2 separate regions of the Homo sapiens genome follow, and region 1 is linked to region 2. A link is a loop called in an ENCODE intact Hi-C map of the cell type or tissue named here. Cell type or tissue: OCI-LY7. All regions are shown on one strand. Each heading gives the region's core, and the rest is flanking DNA. Links, peaks and the distances in the headings are about the cores only.

Region 1 (11,031 bases), core at 1,336-9,335, 120 kb after region 2:
AGATGACACAGCTAGTTAATGGAAAACCTAAGATTGTTATTCAATTTGACTTGAGTCTAGTGTTCTTGGATTTTTTTTTTCTTTTTTTGAGACAGAGTCTTGCTTTGTTGCCCAGGCTGGAGTGCAGTGGCATGATCTTGGCTCACTGCAACCTCCATCTCCTGGGTTCAAGTGATTCTCCTGCCTCAGTCTCCCGAGTAGCTGGGATTACAGGCATGCGCCATCACGCCCAGCTAATTTTTGTATTTTTAGTAGAGACGGGTTTCACCCTGTTGGCCAGGCTGGTCTTGAACTCCTGACTTCAGGTGATCCACCTGCCTCGGCCTCCCAAAGTGCTGGGATTACAGGCGTGAGCCACCACGCCCAGCCCTTTAATTTTGACATAATCATATTTCAAAGTTTAATTTTAATGTATAAATTATTCCTTTGTAAGTATTTCCAAATACTACTATAATTCTATAAATATGGTTATTTTTCAGGTCACAAACTTTATCTCATAAAATAGAAGTTGCCCTTTAAAATTCCAATCAGATTTATATTCTGATGTCCTTTGGTAAAGTGATGTAGCACATAATGGCCAGTGTTTGTTTCAGTCTTTTTTTTAAGCATGATTGAGCCTTTTTCTTTTATATATGACTCTATTGCAGGACTTAGTTCATTCAGGGGCTGAAGGCTTCCACATCTCTCGTTTCCATGCTAATTAAAATGTCAGTCTCTTCTTCAGTCTTTGGATATGTGCAACAGGAGATTAGAGTTTGTCTGCTTCCTTTATATCAGCAAAATGGATCACACTGCTGCCAGGAGAGTCCCATTAGTGTCATAAATCATAGAAACACTATACACTTTCTGAGAATGAAGGCTGATAGTTGGAGAGCAGTATAGTAATTTTTGCTGACAGTTACCCCCACCAGGACAAAATAAGAGAGTCCTGGGATCAAGCCACAGATTATTCTCAACATTAGCAAAGTGAGATGCTTTTTGAAAATAATTACTTTCCCTCTACAAAGTGGTATAGATATTTTTATCTTTTTTTTTTTCAAAATTAGTTTTGGCATTTAGTTTCCCAGAATATAAGACTTAAATTGAAAATGGCAGAAAAGTCATTCAAAACCCTCTTCTACTTCCCTTAAATATAACACATTCAGTAGCTTGGTGATTTCAAATATATTTTTTCCCAAATAACAAAGGAAATTAAACTCAATAAGTTATGTGTTAAATACACCATGTAGATTCATTATTTTTTTAAAAACTGCCTATACGGTAGAATACCTAATACACAACTGTGGTTATAGCAGAGGAACTGAAAGGTAACACTGATTCACTGAATGTTTCCAAGACTCAGGTTAACCTATAACTAGAAACAGCTTGAAGACATCTGATTCATGTTGTTTCTAGTGTCCAGAGTAATGGAGCTTTTAAAAATCATTTCACAATACCACAAGTATTTACTCAATCTGTATGAGTTGTACTTCTCTTTTAATGAAAGAGTCAAAACACAGTTATAATAATTCCCAGTAACACCACCCACAGAGAGCTGATTATCAAACTATCTTATTTATTCAAAATGAAAGGTTTCTCTCCATTCAGAAGAGAATATAACAAAAGAATAAAGGGAGCAGGAAGCAGGATACTGGAGAAAAGAGAGAAACGGTGAGCCTTTCTGCACATCAGAATCACTCAGGGAAGATTTTGCAAAACACAGGTACCCATATTTCCCCCAGATATTTTCATTCACCTGGTCTGGGTTAGGGACAGGCGTAATTCTCATGCTTAACTTAGATTGAAAACCACTGTAAGAGAATCAACAGGTACACATGAGGATATATGAGGTATCTCAGTGGACTCAGGAGCACTGCAGAGAATGGACACTTCTGTTATTGAAAGGTTGGCATTCTAGGTATGTGCTCTACTACCCCCAAAGGTGGATGCTCTTGGAGTCTTGCCAGGGAAACAATGGTCAATCCCACCTGCTTGTTCTGTGTGCTTGAGCAAGGTACTCAATATTTGATGTTTCACTTCTTCATTTGGAGAATGGGAATGATAGTACTATCTCATGATCATTAGGATAAAGTGCAGTAATCCACATGAAAGGCTTAGCTCAGCACCTGGCATGTGGTAAGTACTCAGTACATGTTATCTGACCACTTAGTTGGGAGAAAATCATCAGAGCCTTTTTTTTTTTTTTTTTTTGCCGTTTAACCACGTACTAACTGATGTATTTATACACACACACACAGCTCAAGCGAAATGTGCTAAACATTTCTGCTTACAAAGGAAACAGAAGTGGTCATGTGGTAATGGAGCCCTCACCACTATTGCACCCAGATTACAACAGGATACCTCACCCAGACAATGGCTACCTGCCAGGTGACAGGGCTTGGATAGTTCTGTAACAGGTATCTGAATTACAAGAAAAGAAGCTGGAGCAAGTGTGTGTGTGTGTGTATGTGTGTGTGTGTTTCGGAGTGTGTGTGTATGTGTGTTGTGGTGAGGGGTATTGTTGTAGTTGCTACTGTTTCAACTGAAGAAATTCGAAAAAAAATCTATAGGTTGAAAGGAAAGAGCCAAAAAAGAGGGAGAGGTAACTCTGCAGGTGAGGGAGAGTTGTCTAATGGAGCAAGAACCTTGAAGACCCCATGTAATAAGATCAGCCTCAGATGGAGCAGAGCAAGCTCCTCCTCTGAGGTGGAAGGAAAGGGCATTAGGAAGCTGTGAAAGCAGATAAATGTGTTGGCATGGCAGGACAATGGGCAAGTTCTCCCTAGTTGGTCCTTATTTTCTCCAATAAATAAGAGCTGAGTTCACCTGCAGAGGTTAAAGCGAGAGGAGGAAAGGAAAGAAGCTAGAGGCAAGTGGCCAGGGTTTTAAATAGCTGTTGGGAAGGTCTCAAGAGCTCCAAAGTACCTCCGACTGTAATAAGTCATTTAGATGGTATTCCTGATTTGTCTTCTTGGCAGATTCTTGAAAATTTGCAGCCAATTGGAGATAATTAGTTTTCCAAATAGATCCCACTCTGGGAGAACCAATATTGCATTCTTTTAATGCAGGCTTTTATAAATAGCAATAAAACATTCTGCCATCTAAGCATAAAGAAGAGACCCATATAAAGTCCTCCCTTCATTGAAAACGGAGATGTTATCTTTTAAAACTATGCTGCAAATATACTTCCCTCTAATATATTGTAATTTCCTACTAAATAACTATTTTTTTTTTTTGGTGGAGAGATCAGAAGTTAAAACCTGCTGTTTTTACCAAAAAGATTTTTATTTCTATTTCTATACAATTAACATGAGTGTTTTTAGGAAGGGGGAGGTGAGGACCCAAGGTTTTTTTTAAGGAAAATAAAACTGAAAATGCAAAAATAGAAAATTCAAAAATGTAAATATATATGCCAAAAGCCAACCACCTTTCCTATTTTTCTGACTTAACCCTTAGCCAAATGATATTTCATGTGGTTTGAGCTAATGAATAAAAAGGTCAAAGAGCTATGGAAAGATAATAAAAAGAAGCATGCAAACAATTGAGAGAGATGAGGAAAGCATTAGAACAAACCACTTTGCCTGCGAAATTTATGCTGAAGGCCACACGCAGGCCAGAACTTGAAATATAGTTGAAAGCTTAAAAGGTACAGTGATAAGAAAACATAGCAGAGGCCATGAAACAGTTCTTCGGGGGTCTAATCACAAGTGCCTGAGAGGATTAGAGCTTTAACAAATACAGCACTGCTTTAGAGAAAGTCAGAAGCAAAATGAAAGCACTTGCCTTCAAAAAGGAATCAAAGAACCACTTGATCTCCAAAAACAAAAAAGACTTATAATGTGGAAAGAATAGTAACTAACTTTTTAATTAATCAGTACTTGGAGTCTCTCTAATACTTGCTATTGCATTTTTTCTTTTTGTCATTATATAATTCTTTTTTTTCTTTTTTTTATTTTATTATTATTATACTTTAAATTTTAGGGTACATGTGCACAATGTGCAGGTTAGTTACGTATGTATACATGTGCCATGCTGGTGTGCCGCACCCATTAACTCGTCATTTAGCATTAGGTATATCTCCTAAAGCTATCCCTCCCCCCTCCCCCCACCCCACAACAGTCCCCAGAGTGTGATGTTCCCCTTCCTGTGTCCATGTGTTCTCATTGCTCAATTCCCACCTATGAGTGAGAATATGCGGTGTTTGGTTTTTTGTTCTTGCGATAGTTTGCTGAGAATGATGATTTCCAGTTTCATCCATGTCCCTACAAAGGATATGAACTCATCATTTTTTATGGCTGCATAGTATTCCATGGTGTATATGTGCCACATTTTCTTAATCCACTCTATCATTGTTGGACATTTGGGTTGGTTCCAAGTCTTTGCTATTGTGAATAGTGCCGCAATAAACTCCTATTCAACATAGTGTTGGAAGTTCTGGCCAGGGCAATTAGGCAGGAGAAGGAAATAAAGGGTATTCAATTAGGAAAAGAGGAAGTCAAATTGTCCCTGTTTGCAGATGACATGATTGTATATCTAGAAAACCCCATTGTCTCAGCCCAAAATCTCCTTAAGCTGATAAGCAACTTCAGCAAAGTCTCAGGATACAAAATCAATGTACAAAAATCACAAGCATTCTTATACACCAATAACAGACAAACAGAGAGCCAAATCATGAGTGAACTCCCATTCACAATTGCTTCAAAGAGGATAAAATACCTAGGAATCCGACTTACAAGGGACATGAAGGACCTCTTCAAGGAGAACTACAAACCACTGCTCAAGGAAATAAAAGAGGATACAAACAAATGGAAGAACATTCCATGCTCATGGGTAGGAAGAATCAGTATCATGAAAATGGCCATACTGCCCAAGGTAATTTATAGCTTCAATGCCATTCCCATCAAGCTACCAAAGACTTTCTTCACAGAATTGGAAAAAACTACTTTAAAGTTCATATGGAACCAAAAAAGAGCCCACATAGCCAAGTCAATCCTAAGCCAAAAGAACAAAGCTGGAGGCATCAGGCTACCTGACTTCAAACTATACTACAAAGCTACAGTAACCAAAACAGCATGGTACTGGTACCAAAACAGAGATATAGATCAATGGAACAGAACAGAGCCCTCAGAAATAACGCTGCATATCTACAGCTATCTGATCTTTGAGAAACCTGAGAAAAACAAGCAATGGGGAAAGGATTCCCTATTTAATAAATGGTGCTGGGAAAACTGGCTAGCCATATGTAGAAAGCTGAAACTGTATCCCTTCCTTACACTTTATACAAAAATTAATTCAAGATGGATTAAAGACTTACAGGTTAGACCTAAAACCATAAAAACCCTAGAAGAAAACCTAGGCAATACCATTCAGGACATAGGCATGGGCAAAGACTTCATTTCTAAAACACCAAAAGCAATGGCAACAAAAGCCAAAATTGTCAAATGGGATCTAATTTTCTTTTTTTTTTAAGACAGGATCTCACTCTGTTGCCTAGGCTGGAGTACAGTGGAGGAATCACGGCTCACTGCAGTCTCAAACTCCTGGGCTCAACCAATCCTCCCATCTCTGCCTCCCAAGTAGCTGGGACTACAGGCATGCACTACCATCCCCACCTAATTTTTATAGAGATGGGGCTCTCACTATGTTGCCTAGGCTGGTCTTGAACTCCTGGACTCAAGCAATCCTCCCACCTCATCGTCACAATGTGCTGGGATTACCTGGCCCAATTCATTTCATTAAAACAATTTATATAATGTGAGCCAAGACAATGAAAATATGCATAAAGTATGCATATACATAGGTGTAGGAGATATCAGTTTCTTCTCTCTTTTTTTCATGTTGTTTCTATAGTAGATCGTATTATAGTTCAAAATATCGGCTGCCACTTCCTGTGGGAAGATTATACTTTCTCACTGCTTTGATGTCAGTTTTGGCCATGTGACCTCCTCTGTGCAAGAAAATGTGAACAGGAGTGATATGGGTTTTTGCAGAAAGAATTAGCATAAAAGGTCTGAGTCTGCTTGGCTTAGAAAGACCTGTGTGCAAGATTGGCCCTCAGCTGGAATTGGGGAGCTTGAATTTCAGGAAGGGTCTCACATTTCCTGATAAGGATGGCTCACAGCACCTAAACTGTTTGTGCAAAGAATAAGGCTTATGCTGAACCCATGAACCCTTTCTGGGAGTCCAGAATTTGGGTACATGCAGGACAGAGGATGCCTATTGTGATCATCCCTCAGTAAAAACTCTAGGCATTGAGTCTGTCTTGTGAACTTCCCCAGTAGATGACATTTCACACATTGTTACGATTTGGCACTGGAGGAATGAAGCACATCCTGTGTTACTGCACTGGATAAGGACTCGGAATCTTGTACCTGTTTTCCTCCAAAAAACTTTGTCCCATGTACCTTTTCCTTTGCTTATTCTACTTTGTATCATTTTGCTGTAATAAATCATCACTACACAGTAATGTGCTCTGAGTCTTTCTAGCAAATCATGAAGTCTGCCCTTTCAGGAAGTCCTTCATGACTCTTTCTCTTTGGTATGACAAGTGTCACTCCTCTGGCTACAGGCTACTCTGCCTTCTGGGTCTCAGAGTGAAGATGACATGACAGAGCCATGGCCAACTTGGAGTGGTCTAACATAAACAAAAACTAAAGCTCACAAGTTGTAAGCCCCTACGATTTTGGAGTTTCCATTACCACAGCAAAACCTAGCTTTTCCTGACTGACACATAATTCTGGTGATACATTAACACAGTTCTTTTGTGCTCCCAAAGCCTTTTCTCACATTATTTACTTTGACCTTCCCAAAACTTTATGAAGTATGGAAACCAGATGATATTTTTATGCTAGAGACTACACGGACCTTTGTTTCATTCTCTAATATCATGTGACATTAAATAAAAATAAATAATTAATTAAATCCCTACTCAATCCCTATTCCATGGATGCATGGTTCTATGGAGTTGTCCATGTAAGAAGCAGACGAATAGCAAATGAGTCACGGCAATTTGGAGCTTTCAAATTCAAAACACAACTTTTTATTGTGGTTCCTATTAGTAATGACTGGTTTGAGGTTTTGGTTTTTGTTTCTGTTTTTTTTTTTTTTTTTTTTTTTCCTGTCCACAGCACCTCAATAGATATAAATGTCTTTCCAGACCTCTGGTTGTCCATCAGTTTATAAACCTGCTCTGGTTAATTAATAATCGTTTCTTTGAGGTTAATAATCTCCTAGGACTACCAAATTAGATGTGATTTATGCCACATAACCTATATTTTAAATCATATTGAAATAAACATTGCCTTCAAATTTAGTGAAACTCAATGGATTAATCCTTTATTACCATTAAACAAATCACTCCAAAATTGATTGGCTTAGAACAAAAATAAACACTTATCATCTCACAGAATTTCAGTGGGTTGAGAGTTTGGGAACACCTTAGCTGAGTGGCTAAGGACTCTGGCTCAGGACTTGACTTGTCCTCAGTTTGCAGTGAAGATCCCAGTGGCCAAGGCTGCAGTCATCTCCAGGCTTGACTAGAGTGGGAGGAGCTGCTTTCATGGTGGCTATTTGCATAATTGACAAATTACTGCTGCCTTTTACAAAGAAGCCTCAGTTCCTTGCCACATGTGTTTTGCCATAAGGCTGCCCAAGTAGCCTCTAACATAACACCTGGCTTTCCCCAGAGCAGGTGATCCAAAAGAAAGTAAGACAGAAGCCACAGTACCTTTTCTAACTTTATCTTGGAAATCATACACCCTCACTTCTGGCACTAGAATACATGTTACTAGGTCCAGCTTACACACAAGAGAAGAGAAATTAGACTCCATCTTTTGAAAAGAAGAGTGTCAAAGAATCTGTGAACATATTTTAAAACCATCATATCCCTTGTAGGTAATTATTTAATACTATTGCTGTTCACCAATATGTTCAGTGGGGAGCCACTTCTGGGCACTCCCCTCATGTTTGGGTAGGACCATGTGACCAGAACTGGCCAAGAGTTGTGAGTGGACTATTCAATAACTATTTCTAGAAAATTGGCTCTCCATATGGAAAAAGACAAAAAGATATTATTTTATGTCCATTGAAAAAATGCAAATGAGTTAAAGAAGAAAAATCAGTAATATGACATTTTTACAAGAAAACATGTAACATTTTATGCCCATGACAAAGGTAGGGATTTCCTAAAGAAGACACAAAAACCATAAACTATGATGAGATATCATTTCATCAAATTTGCCACAAATTAATAAATCTGAGAGCACAAACTCTTAACCAATTAGCTATTGCTGGTGTGACTGTAAATTTGTACAACCATTATGAAGAGTAATAGAACAAAATCCAGTAAAATCTAAAATGTGAATAGTCTCTGAGTAAGAAATTCCACGTCTGGGCTCATGTTCTTTAACTTGGAGAAGCACAAGGGATGTGTACACAAGGATACACATGCAAGGATGTTCACTGAAGCACTATTTAAAGTAACGAGAACCTGGAAATAACTTTACCATCTCTCAAATGTCATTCATACAATGGAATACTATACAGCAATTAAAATAAATAAGCTACATCTGCATTTACCAACATGGATAGTTCTCAAAAATCAATAATGAGTGAAAAGGCAAATTGCAAGCTGGCACTCATATGATTCCATTTATGTGAATTTTAAAATATGTGAAACAAAACCATATAGCATTATTGAATAAATACGTTTGTAGGAGGGGTATTTTTTAACTTGCATGCATTTCAAAGTTGAGATAACTTCTCCTGAAAAAAATAGGCGAAAGAATTGGGAGTTGGAAGAAGGGTGGTTTGTCGTATCAGGAATATTTGTTTCTATTTTTTAAAAAGAGATCTGAATTAGGTATAACAAAATGTTACCATCTGCTTACTACTGATGATGAATGTTATTGTTATCTTCTACAATTTTCAGTGTCTTTGGAGAATTTCATAGTTAGACACTACAACTTTAAGAAAACCACTGAATTAGATTATCTCAATTTTTTTTATATTAAAATTTACAGTTCTAATGAGGGGAGGGATAATCCCTAAATCATGGTGGGTGATTTGCAAGATTTTGAGCTTTTTAAATTAACCTGCATTAGCAGCTCCTCTGAGATGAACTCTGTATATGACATGCCAAAGTCACATATCCAGAGCAGGACTTGCTGATGACTATGGCCCAGAATGGTCTCAGGCCATCCAAAGTTCTTTCTGTTTATGACAGAAAAGAGAGTCCCATTATCTCTATTCTGGAAAATATCACTCAAATCATTTGTCAGTGTTCCCTTCAAAAATCCAAAGTGGTTTGCACTCCTCTGAGTGTTTTTATGGGTCAAACTAGATATAATAAAAAGTATTTGTTTTGTTTCAAAGGAGATAAGTTCAAGCTATTCAATTCCCTCTTTCCCACAAAACCAATCCAATCACATTTAAATTTATTAGGAATGAGAAACACACACATATCTCCATCATCCCCTGATTTCCCAAAGAAGGCTTTGGAGAGAGTGGAAAACATGGGAATGATACTTTGATTATCATTGTTATTTCCTGGATACAGCTGGATTACAAGAAGCTGTGAAGTGGTTTTAGTTTTTAAAAAAATCCAACAGTTCTAGTTTTGCTGACAAGATAAAGGTCCAACTTCCTCTCATAGGGAAGACTTAATCTTGTTATATTTCTAACCACATTTTGGGTGGGACAGCACTAAATAGAACAGATAAGCATCAAATCTTCCAGATGCTTACCCTGAATAAATCTCCAAACTTTGAAGGGACTGTCTGAGAGCTAATCTTTTCAGTTTTAAACTTGAGTCAGCCAATGATGAACAATAAAATGGAAAGTTGATCCATTTCTCACTTATTTTTCCTACATGATAATATAATACCAACAGCAACACTCATTTAAGCTACAATGTTTCTGTATTGGGTATGCTTCTGTATGTGTGAATGAGTTGTGTATATGTGGGTGTGAGTGTGTGTACCTTTGTCCAAAAAGACCTTCACCATCCAAGAGCACAGGATTGCTCTCTCTCAGAAGCAGAGATTTGTACATCTCTACAGTATGGACTGCATTTTGGATGTGGGCCAAATAACCAGGGAAGAAATTACTAAATTATGCTACTTGTAAATTGTCCATTCTAATGGGCCCAAACATCATGATTATTTTTATAAATCACTCTATTCTGTTTGCCTGCCATTTATTGATTCAATAACAAATCAATACTTACTGAGTACCTACCACAAACGTATTCTATACCAGGCATTTCACAGTGATGCCTATAGAATTATAAAACTTGTCATTTCTTGTTTTTAGTGTCAATGAATCTTCAGGAAAATTAAGTCACAGAATTCTTAGTGAAACATATGATTTCAAGTTATAAAACCAGAAAATCTGATCCTTAGTAATACTGGTGGTGACTCTCCATCACTGTAGTCAATGTCCTGCCAGTAACTCAGCAAAATTAGACAGAGTGTGACAACAAGAGGAAATCAAAATGATTTGTAAAGTGAGAATGCGTCACATTTTCAGGGAAAACCACACAGTATTCTGAAATGAAAGCCATTAGAGGGAAAATGCATTTCATTAGCCTGGTCTTCTAAGGACAGTTAGGTTATAAAAGCAGTTTGTCTTCTTTTAATCCTTTCCCTCCACCCTCTGCCATATATCCTTATGTTGTCATGAGTGTTCCATCATTGCCTCAGTTTTTTTTTTTTTTTTTTTTTTTTTTTTTTTTTGACAGGGTCTCACTCTGTCACCCATGCTGGAGTGCAGTGGAGCAATCATGGCTCACTACAGTCCCGACCTCCCAAGCTCAGGTGATCCTCCCACCTCAGCTTCTCAAAGTGGTAGAATTACAGGGATGAGTGCCTTGGAATATTTTCATGAGAGGAGAGAAAAAGGAAACCCAAAACAATTTGCAGAGTATCATTAGACACAATGGATTATATTTGACCCTTTGCTTCTTTTACCTGGGAAATTTCAACAGAAACTCAAACATCCACTTACCTCACAGACTTTTGTTAAATCATTACAACTTCAAGGAATGTGTTTCTT
Region 2 (11,031 bases), core at 1,615-9,614:
AATAATATTTCTAAAAACAAGAATTCAGCACATACAGGAAAGTATTCATTACAAATAATGGAAACATAAAAGCAGAACAGGAGCACATTCATGTTATCTGTATTATTTTGAATAGTCCTTATCAGTAATACATTTTTCTGTAATAAAGTCTGTTAGTTAAGGATTTTAAGATGGATGCATTAGTTTAAAACTATTGTCTCGAAATCTTTTTTCTTTTCTTTTTTTTTTTTTTTTTTTGAGAACGAATCTTACTCTGTTGCCCAGGTTGGAGTGCAGTGGCATGATCTTGGCTCATTGCAACCCCCACCTCCTGGATTCAAGTGATTATCTTGCCTCTGCCTCCTGAGTAGCTGGGATTACAGGCGCCCATCATGCCCAGCTAATTTTTATATTTTTAGTAGAGATGGGGTTTCAACATGTTGGCCAGGATGGTCTTGATCTCCTGACCTCATGATCTGCCTGCCTCAGCCTCCCAAAGTGCTGGGATTACAGGCGTGAGCCACTGCGCCAGATAATTGTCTCAAAATCTTTAAAAAAATTTTTTTGGCATTTCTCTTTTTAGCAAAAATCACAAAGAAATGCTTTCAAAACCACAAACCATATTTTTGTTTATTTTGATACTTCAATTTATGTTTGATTTTGAGCAGAGGATTTAAATACTTAGAGCAAATCATTCATTCCTTGAGAAAGGGCTGTTCCTTTGGAGCGGGCTATATCTGTCAATCAGCTCCACCAGCCCAGCAAAGAGCTAGGGTGTGAAAGGAAAGCCTGTTTTGTAGATGAAAACAATGTAAGCATCTAAACGCCCACCACCATGATACTGCCACTTTGTTCTCATTTTAAATATGTTGAGGCAGGAGTCTAGGTTCATGTTTCAACAGCCAAAACACTTTTATTTAGACGATGAAGCAACTTAAATGATTGATCTTTTCTCCCTTTCTGTAATTAAGTTGGAACTGGTCATTACTGGTTCTAGGTTGACAGTCTCTCCATCTCCTTGTCTTCTCCTGCTGGAGGCAAAATGGGGGGCTGTGTCTGTGAGCTGTCAGACTGGAACTCAGAACTACCAGGAGTGGTCCGGAAAGAGGTCCTGGATCCTCACCTCACTGTCCCCTCTTGAGAGTGGACTGCCTCTCCTCACCAGCACCTGGCCCTGCCCCTGTCTCCTTTTGCCCACAGCATGGAATGCTACTTTACTTAGTCCTTGAGGAAGTAGCCCGTGCTACTACTTTCCTACAGCCTGACATCTCCTTTCCTGCCAGAAGAAGGAAGTAAGAAGATAGCATAGCCTAGGTGGGGACACCTGGCCTACACTCCTTCTTTGTTGACTGTTTGGTTGAGCCAAGATTTCGCTGCTTATGCCATTAGCCAATGCAGTGGTTTCTGATATTATATCCTAATTTTAAAAAATTATTTGTATGTGTTTTATTTTATGGAAGTAAAATTCAGACTGCAGTAGAAAAGATTTATTTCCAGTTATTTGCCCCATTTCTTAGTTAAAAGGAAGTGGAAATTAATATCAGAATTCCACTATGTATGAGTAATGTGTGTTTTTAATTGTAACTTAGTAATTTAGCAAATACTTAGGGAATGCCCACTGGGTGGCAGGCACTGTTCTAGGCACAATAGATATAATGACAAATTAGATTAATTTTCTGTGGAATTCTAGTAGGGCAGAAAGACAGTAAACAAGTACAGGTACTGTAATTTCATTTCGTGATAAGTTCTAAGAAGATAAGTGGGGGTGAGAGGATACAGAGTGCTGGAGGGGTGGGTGCACTTGGTATAGATTAGATGGAAAGGGAAGGAAAGAAGATGTTTGAGCAGTTATGAATAAGGTGAAAGTAAAAGGGCACATGTCTGATGAAGGTTGTTCCAGTCAAAGGCAACAGCGCACATAAACCATGGGGATTCTGCAGATGTAGGTGTTGGCATGCTAAAGCTACACATTCCCAATTTTAACTTACTTACCTACTTTCTACAGTCATAATTTAGAGAACATCTCTAGGTGTAAATAATTATTTATTTTGATCAGCACCTCATATAGAGAATACATGAAGATCCTGTTCTTTCCCGCTTCTAGCCACATCCTTCCCGGCAAGGGAAGGAGTTCCTGCAGCCAACAAGTGCCCAGTCTGAGCCCGCAAGCCACATCTAGCCCATACGCTAGATCACAATCTTCTAGACTCCATGACTCCCTGCCCAGAGGCTCCAAACCCACTTCCAGGGAAGTGTGAGCCAAATACATGGCCAAGAAGAGGCTCAGAGGTGACTAGGAGAGGATGTGGCAGATGAGTAATGAGCTTGGCCATAGGGGTTCAGGTATCTGTCCTAATGTACATGAGCCTATTCACTGGGCAGGACAAAGCCAGGAATGGAAGTTGAAGTAGGACAGGCTACTGGTGGGGGCAAGTTCCAGGGTAGAGCTTGTGAAGAGGGCTAGGAGTCTAAATTGGACTCTGTCTTTCCAGGTCATAATGAAGATAGATGATAGGCTATATTTTATTTAACGGACTCTGAGCTTGATTGATAACTTTCAAGGTAAGCAAACATGCACACCAAACAAAACAGTTGGGCCTTTGGAAGAACTTGAAGCACAGATGTATAACCCAAGCCACCAAGAAGATGGAGAGAGGATGCCACACCACTCACTTTATTCTTTTCTGACTACCCCGTTGGCCTTTTTCATTCCAAAATAAAATTTTGCTCTTCCCCCAGTCAAAAATAAAAATGTTATATAAATAATGATGTAAATACACACACACACATTAAATGAACATATATATGCATAGGCTTGAAAGGACAGTTACTAAGATATTAACAGTGGTTATCATCAGGTAGTTGGGTTGTGAATGCTTTCTTCTCCCTTTTGCAGAGATTTTCTAATTCTTCAGTCATAAGCACGCATTGCTTTTTAAGTAAGATAAAAGCAATAAAAGCTTTTTATACCTTAAAAATGAAAAGACTCCAGGCCGTAAGTGTCTGTTCTATTTAATATAACATTTGCTGATTTATTTTCTCCTCAATTATTTTTACTTTTAGAAAAACACTAATAAATTTATTCTTGAAATTAACATGTTGTGATGTAAGTTAAATGGCAAACAAAACATACCCGTCAGAAGGTGGTAGAAGGAACTGGAACAGGAGCTACAACAGTCTATTATTTTCTAGGCAGCCCCTATCATCCCATAGCTAAGTGATTCATTGAGTATGCTTGAGTCTGATATGCCTATCTTTTGGAATTGCTTTATCATTGCTATATAATGTGATTTATTTGTGACATAAATCACAAGATAATGTTTGTGAAAGCAAAGTGTAGTCTAATACCAAACATCAGGGCTTACATCTCATATTTTCCATGACTTTAACCTTGTGCTGGTTGTTTGATCCCTCTGTGCTTCATTTTCCTCATTTGTAAAAGGAAGTAACAGTGCATCTATCTTGTAAAATTGTTAAAAGGATTAAATACATTAAAAGTGTTTAAAACAGTGTCTGGCATATAGTAAGCACTATGTAAATATTTAGCTATTATAAAATAATTTCTGAGGTATGGGTTACAATGTAACACTGTTTTTGAATTAGCCCCAGACTTGAAAAATCCAGTTTTGTCCCTTGCTTAAGAGCTTAATACAGTAGGTCTGACATTCACTTCTGCAGTCTAAAAAATACTGACAGTTTCTATGTGTATGATACTTACCCTTTCTTTTTCCTCCTGCCTATCCAGTTGAGTCCCATAATTCCAACACTGTGAACTATGTTCCATTCACCAGTTTTTGGTACATGACACACCCTCAGCTAAAATAACTCTAAGTTATTAATCACACCTATCTACGTCATACTGAAGTCAATCTAGTCTACCACATGGTAAGGATTCATACTAATCACTGAACTCACTGACTCAAATAACCCAAATGTTTGAATGTTACATATGCACAGTCTAAGTTGAACTTAACTTTTATTTTGTCTCAATTTCCAGTGAGGCCCCAGGCTCCCAACCTGATGACTGCAATTGGGAAATGTATCCACTTTCTAAAGAGAGGTGCTAGTCCACCCCCTTAGCCCATTGCCTACCTCCATATATGAGAGTAGAAAGGAAGTTGATAGTGATTAATTCCTTAGAGACAGTTCTCAGAGTGCTGTGCATTTTTCTTCCCACAAAAGATGGAAAGTGGGTGCTTACCCCATCTGTAAACTGTGGAGGCTTCTATAAGACCACTTAAAGAGCTTGGTAGTATCCCTGAACATTTGACAAGACACAGAGACTGATGTCTGATTCTTACCTGGAAAACTTAAAGGTGAAGAAGCGGCCCAGTGGGAATTGCTTCAGGTGGTAGAGTGAAGAGAAAAGGCTATGGAGGGGGGTGCAAAACGCTGGTTCCCACTGAAAGTGGAGCAGAGGCGGTGTTTCTCAGGCACTGGCATGGACAGTATGGCAGGCAGGCAGGTGGGAGCCCCGTGATGGGCCTGCTCTCCACCCCAGGATGAGAGGACGCTCAGCGGGAAGTTCGTGAAGCACAACAATCAACAATCAGTAGCTGAGTGGGGAATGCAGCCAGCTGGCCAAGGATATTGGGCACGCCATCCAAGGGCACAATGGGTGGTCTCCAGCAACAGAGTGGGCGATGCTGAAGAACCCACTGAAGAATTTCAAAGGAGAAAGAAGCACTCACAGAGGGCACAATGCATGATTATAACTGCACCGCTCAAGGAAGAAGTTGGCTGTCCCCAAATGATTTTCCCTCTCCCCTGCAGGAACCAAAGACAGAGAAAGGGGTGAGGGAGGTAGAGTAAAAAAATACTGCAAAGACATGATAAAGAATTAACCGCTTCCCTCTTCCCTACTACAGGATCCAAGCATAGGTCATGCTGGAGCTGGTATAGGGACAAAGAGATTTAAGTTCAATGAGAAATGAAAGTTTCAATTTAAAAAGGATTTTTAAAATAATGTCTGAAAATAAGACTGTTAATGTCTGAAAGTGAACAAAAAAAGCTGTGGGATCTGTGTGTACTAAGTACTTTCCATTTACGGTTTCAGCATATTTAACCCTTCCAACTACACTATGAGGAAGCTTCTATTTACTACTCTCATTTTGCAGATGAAGAAACCAAGGCACAGAGAGGTTAAATAACTGGCTCAAAGTCACACAGTCAGAGCTCGAATTTGACTCTAACAATCTACCCTAAGGCCTGTGTTCTTAAACATCATGCCACACTGCTGTGGTCTTATCTCTTACTAAACTCGATTCAATTAAAGTGTGGTTTTGAGACCACGAAATTACATAAATAGCAAATTTAAGTCATTTTTATGTTTTATGCATTCCTCAATGAATCCAATAATTGCCTCAGTCTTCTCCTCTATTCATGTTGCCTAATTATTTAAAAGTAACTAGACCTCATCAGAAATTTGGAGTGACATGTTTTGAAAGAATTTAACCTTAAAAAATGTTATTATAAAAGTATTAAGATTGATGAGCCATTGGTATTTTGGTACCAAAGAAAATGCATTTTCTGTTAACAACTGACCACCATTTCCCAGTTCTAAACATGTGACGATCAGTACTGCAGGCAGCTTTGTGCTGTCTTCTGTATGAGTATTTCTCTGTAGTTTTTTCCTACACCATTCCTGTGGTCTTGTCATGCCTCATCTTTGCCCCACCTCAGGAAAATGGATATCCAAGTGGTGGGTCAGCAGAGCCGCTAGGTAGAGGATAAATGAGCAATAGCTGCTTTGAAGTGATTTGTATTGATGCCACAAAATCCCAGCCAAAATGTATTCCCAGGAAAGGAAGAGGGATTGCTGCTGGAACAAAATCAATTAAAATAAAATTTCCCCTTCCCTAGAGCAAGTGTGTGCCCATTTCAACTGGTTTAGGGACTTTGCACTTGGACTTTTGTTGATTTGACTAACAGTTTTAACAGATGAGAATACACAGATGGCAGATTCACTCATGTGGGGGATCATTCTTTCCTAATTGAAACATTATGCCTCTCTTCACTAAACAATTAAGTAAGAAATTACCATGTTTAGTCCATTAAAATGCCTTAACTTAATAGAGGATAATGACACACAAGAAAAACTTGTAAAACTCAATATTCACACTTGCACATAAGACTAGAGTAAACCAAAACTATTCTACTTTAGTTTTAGAATTTTTTTGATGGCAAGCTTTTAAATGAAATTGCATTTTTTCCCCTCTGAACTTTGAGATTAATAGGTCTTATTTTTCACACATATGAAATTTTTAGCATTTTTTTTTTTTTTTTGAAAATTCTATTCAGTTTTACTTGTGAAAACACATGCTCTGAAAATCCACTAGGGGGAGATTTTAACATTGAGAACTTTGATAGGGAAAGTTTCAGATTTTATACAGTTGTATGTCAGTTGACAGCTGGAAAAACTTAAATTTTGAACTAAGCCTTGATTATAAGGTTTACATCTTGATAAAGCTACCCAAGATATTCCAGCTATATTAAAACCTGGACTGAGTGGCTAGGGAGAACTGATGAAATATTACTCAGGCTTGTCAGAGAATGCATGTGGAGGCTGTGTGTTTGGGGAAGGAGGGGGATTTGGGTGTGAACAGGATGAGACCTTGTGTCTCTAGGGGTTGAACCAGATGAAAGAGTAATCTCTGGCCATTGCCACTGTGTATACTGTTAGTAATTTCTGGTTTCCACTGATGCATAAAAGCTTGATTTGGTTCCTTGGGGAGGCTGAGTCTTAGAATACCACTGAAATTCTCTGTAACATGATGAAAGAAATGAAAAATATATATAAGGGATATTTTTTAGATGACTTGCCTTATTTGAGGAGGCATGGCACTTTTGCAGAAATCTTCAGATAACCACCACCACTGTGGTCCAAGCAATAACAACTTGATGTCATCGAAATTCCAATAAAATTTAAAATAGATAATCTCTATAAAGCATCCTGTGATAGGATTTGACATGTGATGTCTTTTCCAAAGCTTGACTAACATGTTAACAAGGGAAGGTTTTTTTCTACTGTCAGCAAAACACCTGTAGTTTTGTAGAGTCTTTTCCCCTAAAACTGAGAAATAGGATAAAAGAGTCATTGGTGCTGATTCTAGCGCAACCACTCCCCTTTCAGCAACTTACTATTTTGAGAGGTGATTTTCTACATACAAATGATGTTGTCCTTTCTGCCAATAAGTGAATTTTTTCATCCTCTTGGGTCATATACTTATATCATTTTCCCCATATTGTATAGCATCCTTTAACATATTATGTAAGGATGTTTTTTTAATGCGCGTCCGTGTGAAGAGACCACCAAACAGGCTTTGTGTGAGCAATAAAGCTGTTAATCACCTGGGTGCAGGCAGGCTGAGTCCGAAAAGAGAGTCAGCGAAGGGAGATAAGGGTGGGGCCATTTTATAGGATTTGGGTAGGTAAAGGAAAATTATAGTCAATGGGGGTTTGTTCTCTGGCGGGCAGGAGTGGCGGTCGCAAGGTGCTCAGTGGGGGTGCTTTTTGAGCCAGGATGAGCCAGGAAAAGGACTTTCACAAGGTAATGTCATCACTTAAGGCAAGGACCAGCCATTTACACTTCTTTTGTGGTGGAATGTCATCAGTTAAGGTGGGGCAGGGCATATTCACTTCTTTTGTGATTCTTCAATTACTTCAGGCCATCTGGACGTATACGTGCAAGTCACAGGGGATGCGATGGCTTGGCTTGGGCTCAGAGGCCTGACATTCCTGCCTTCTTATATTAATAAGAAAAATAAAACAAAATAGCATTGAAGTGTTGGGGCGGCAAAAATTTTTGGGGGGGTGGTATGGAGAGAGAATGGGCGATGTTTCTCAGGGCTGCTTCAAGCGGGATTAGGGGCGGCGTGGGAACCTAGAGTGGGAGAGATTAAGGTGAAGGGAGGTATTGTGGTAAGGGGTGATATTGTGGGGATGTTATAAGAAACATTTGTCATATAGAATGATTGGTGATGGCCTGGATACGGTTTTGGATGAATTGGGAAACTAAATGGAATAACAGAAGGAGAAAAACAGGTATAAAAGGTCTAAGAATTGGGACGACTCAGGATATCTGATTAGAGAGTGCCTAAGGAGATTCGGCATAGTCCTGCCAGCAAAGATTATTTATTTATTTCAAGAGTTAAGAGTGGCAGTTTGGGGATAACACCAGGAGATATCAGCTGTGATGGCTTGGAAAAACAGTGTAAACCGGCAGTGTAAACAAGAGCAGGGCATGTATGAGTAGTTGAGAACGGTGAATAGGAGTATGACTAGACAGAAGATAGCAGGGATGACAAGTTTTTTGGGGGCACAGTCTAAGTTGGTCTGGTGTCTGGAATGAGACTGGGGCCTAATAAAAAGGAGTGTCTATACAGGAGCTTAAATGGGCTGTACCCTGTAGCATTCCGAGGACAGGCCTGGATTCTGAGAAGGGAAAGTGGTAAAAGTATTGTCCAGTCCTTTTTAAGTTGGTGGCTGAGCTTGGTGAGGTGTGTTTTTAAAAGACCTTTAGTCCATTCTACTTTTCTTGAAGACGGAGGACCGTAAGGGATATAAAGGTTTCACTGAATACCAAGAGCCTGAAAAACTGCTTGGCTCATTTGACTAATAAAGGCTCGTCTGTTATCAGACTGTATTGAGGTGGGAAGGCTAAACTGAGGAATTATGTCTGACAGAAGGGAAGAAATGACTGCGGTGGCCTTCTCAGACCCTGTAGGAAAGGCCTCTACCTATCCAGTGAAAGTATCTACCTAGACTAAGAGGTATTTTAGTTATCTGACTCAGGGCATGTTGAGTAAAGCTAATTTGCCAGTCCTGGGTGGGGCAAATCCTCAAGCTTGATGTGTAGGGAAGGGAGGGGGCCTGAATAATCCCTGAGGAGTAGAATAGCAGATGGAACACTGAGAAGTTATTTCCTTGAGGATAGAATTCCACGATGGAAAGGAAATGAGAGGTTCTAAGAGGCGGGCTAGTGGCTTGTACTATAGCATAACCTGCCTTTGCTGGTTTGTGGCGATTAGGCCATCAATAAATCCAGCGTGATCAGGGTGAGGAACAGGAAAGAAGGAAATTTGGGGAAATGGTGTGAATGTCAGGTGGATCAGAGAGATACAGTCATGGGGGTCAGGTGTGGTATCAGGAATAATGTGGGAGGCCGGATTGAAGTCCAGGCCAGGAACAACGGTAATTGTGGGAGACTCAATAAAGAGTGAGTATAGCTGAAGGAGCCGGGAAGCAGAAAGTATATGCGTCAGGTATGAGGAAGAAGATAGATTTTGGAAGTTATGAGAACTGTAGAGAGTGAGTTGAGCATACTTTGTGATTTTGAGGGCCTCTAAAAGTATTAAAGCAGCGGCAGCTGCTGCACGCAGACATGAGGGCTAGGCTAAAACAGTAAGGTCAAGTTGTTTGGACAGAAAGGCTACAGGGTGCGGTCCTGGCTCTTCTGTAAGAATTCTGACCGCACTAACCATGCCTAGGAAGGAAAGGAGTTGTTTTGTAGAAGGTGTTGGGGTTTGAGAGATCAGTCGGACACGATTGGCAGGGAGAGCACGTGTTTTTTTATGAGAATTATGCCGAGATAGGTAACAGATGAGGAAGAAATTTGGGCTTGATTGAAGTAATGGGGGCTGTCTGTGAAGCTTTGCGGCAGTACAGCCTAGGTAATTTGCTGAGCTTGATGGGTGTCAGGGTCAGGCCAAGTGAAAGTGAAGAGAGGCTGGGATTAAGGGTGCAAAGGAATAGTAAAGAAAGCATGTTTGAGATCTAGAACAGAATAATGGGTTGTAGAGGCAGGTATTGAGGATAGGAGAGTATATGGGTTTGGCACCACGGGGTGGATAGGCAAAACAATTTGGTTGATAAGGCGCAGATCCTGAACTAACTTGTAAGGCTTGTCTGGTTTTAGGACAGGTAAAATGGGGGAATTGTAAGGAGAGTTTATAGGCTTTAAAAGGCCATGCTGTAGCAGGTGAGTGATAACAGGCTTTAATCTTTTTAAAGTGTGCTGTGGGATGGGATATTGGCATTGAGTGGGGTAAGGGTGATTAGGTTTTAATGAGATGGTAAGGGGTGCATGATGGGTCGCCAAGGAGGGAGTAGAGGTATCTTATACTTGTGGGTTAAGGTGGGGGGATACAAGAGGAGGACGCAAAGGAGGCTTTGGATTGGGAAGAAGGGCGGCAATGAGATATAGCTGTAGTCCAGGAATAATCAGGGAAGCAGATAATTTAGTTAAAGTGTCTCAGCCTAATAAGGGAACTGGGCAGGTGGGGATAACTAAAAAGGAGTGCTTAAAAGAGTATTGTCTAAGTTGGCACCAGAGTTGGGGAGTTTTAAGAGGTTTAGAAGCCTGGTCGTCAATACCTACAACAGTTATGGAGGCAAGGGAAACAGGCCCTTGAAAAGAAGGTAATGTGGAGTGGGGAGCCTCTGTATTGATTAAGAAGGGGATGGGCTTACTTTCCACTGTGAGAGTTACCTGAAGCTCGGCGTCCGTGATGGTCTAGGGGGCTTCCAAGGTGATTGAGCAGTGTCAGTCTTCAGCCGCTAAGCCGAGAAGATCTGGGAAGGAGTCAGTCAGAGAGCCTTGGGCCAGAGTTCCAGGGGCTCTGGGAGTGGCTGCCAGGTGAGTTGAACAGTCTGATTTTCAGTGGGGTCCCACACAGATAGGACGTGGCTTAGGAGGAATCCCGGGCTGCGGGCATTCCTTGGCCCAGTGGCCAGATTTCCGGCAAGTGTAGCAAGCTCCTGGGGGAGGAGGTTCTGGAGGAACGCCTGGCCGCTGCGGTTCAGGCGTTTGGAAGTTCTTGTGTGCTGGAGACATGGCTGGGGTTTGTCTCACAGTGAAGGCAAGGAATTGCAACTTTTTTCTATTATTGTACACCTTGAAGGCGAGGTTAATTAAATCCTGTTGTAGGGTTTGAGGGCCGGAATTTAATTTTTGGAGTTTTATTTAATATCGGGAGCAGATTGGGTAATAAAATGTATTTTGAGAATAAGACGGCCTTTTGACCTTTTAGGGTCTAGGGCTGTAAAGCGTCT

What was found. Peaks named below come from ENCODE experiments on the same cell type or tissue, not always from the same donor. Only the 100,000 strongest peaks of a DNase experiment are listed, where the experiment ranks them.
Region 1: it touches region 2 in a loop (2.1-fold over the local background); 4 of 110 quality-filtered maps call a loop at or near these places.

What each region holds. Positions count from the first base shown.
Region 1 is chr14:38,069,809-38,080,839 of GRCh38, reverse strand. No RefSeq gene overlaps it. Among named protein-coding and RNA genes, the nearest start is that of SSTR1, 130 kb to the left of the region's middle. In OCI-LY7, for the core only: no CTCF peak of the experiment used is centred there; no DNase peak of the experiment used is centred there.
Region 2 is chr14:38,192,761-38,203,791 of GRCh38, reverse strand. No RefSeq gene overlaps it. Among named protein-coding and RNA genes, the nearest start is that of SSTR1, 9.6 kb to the left of the region's middle. RefSeq lists a silencer at 194-488 and enhancers at 3,964-4,464, 4,465-4,965, 7,140-8,128. In OCI-LY7, for the core only: CTCF peaks have their summits at 6,096 and 6,300 (motif pointing right); DNase peaks (open chromatin) are centred at 6,331 and 6,601; H3K27ac peaks cover 711 bases.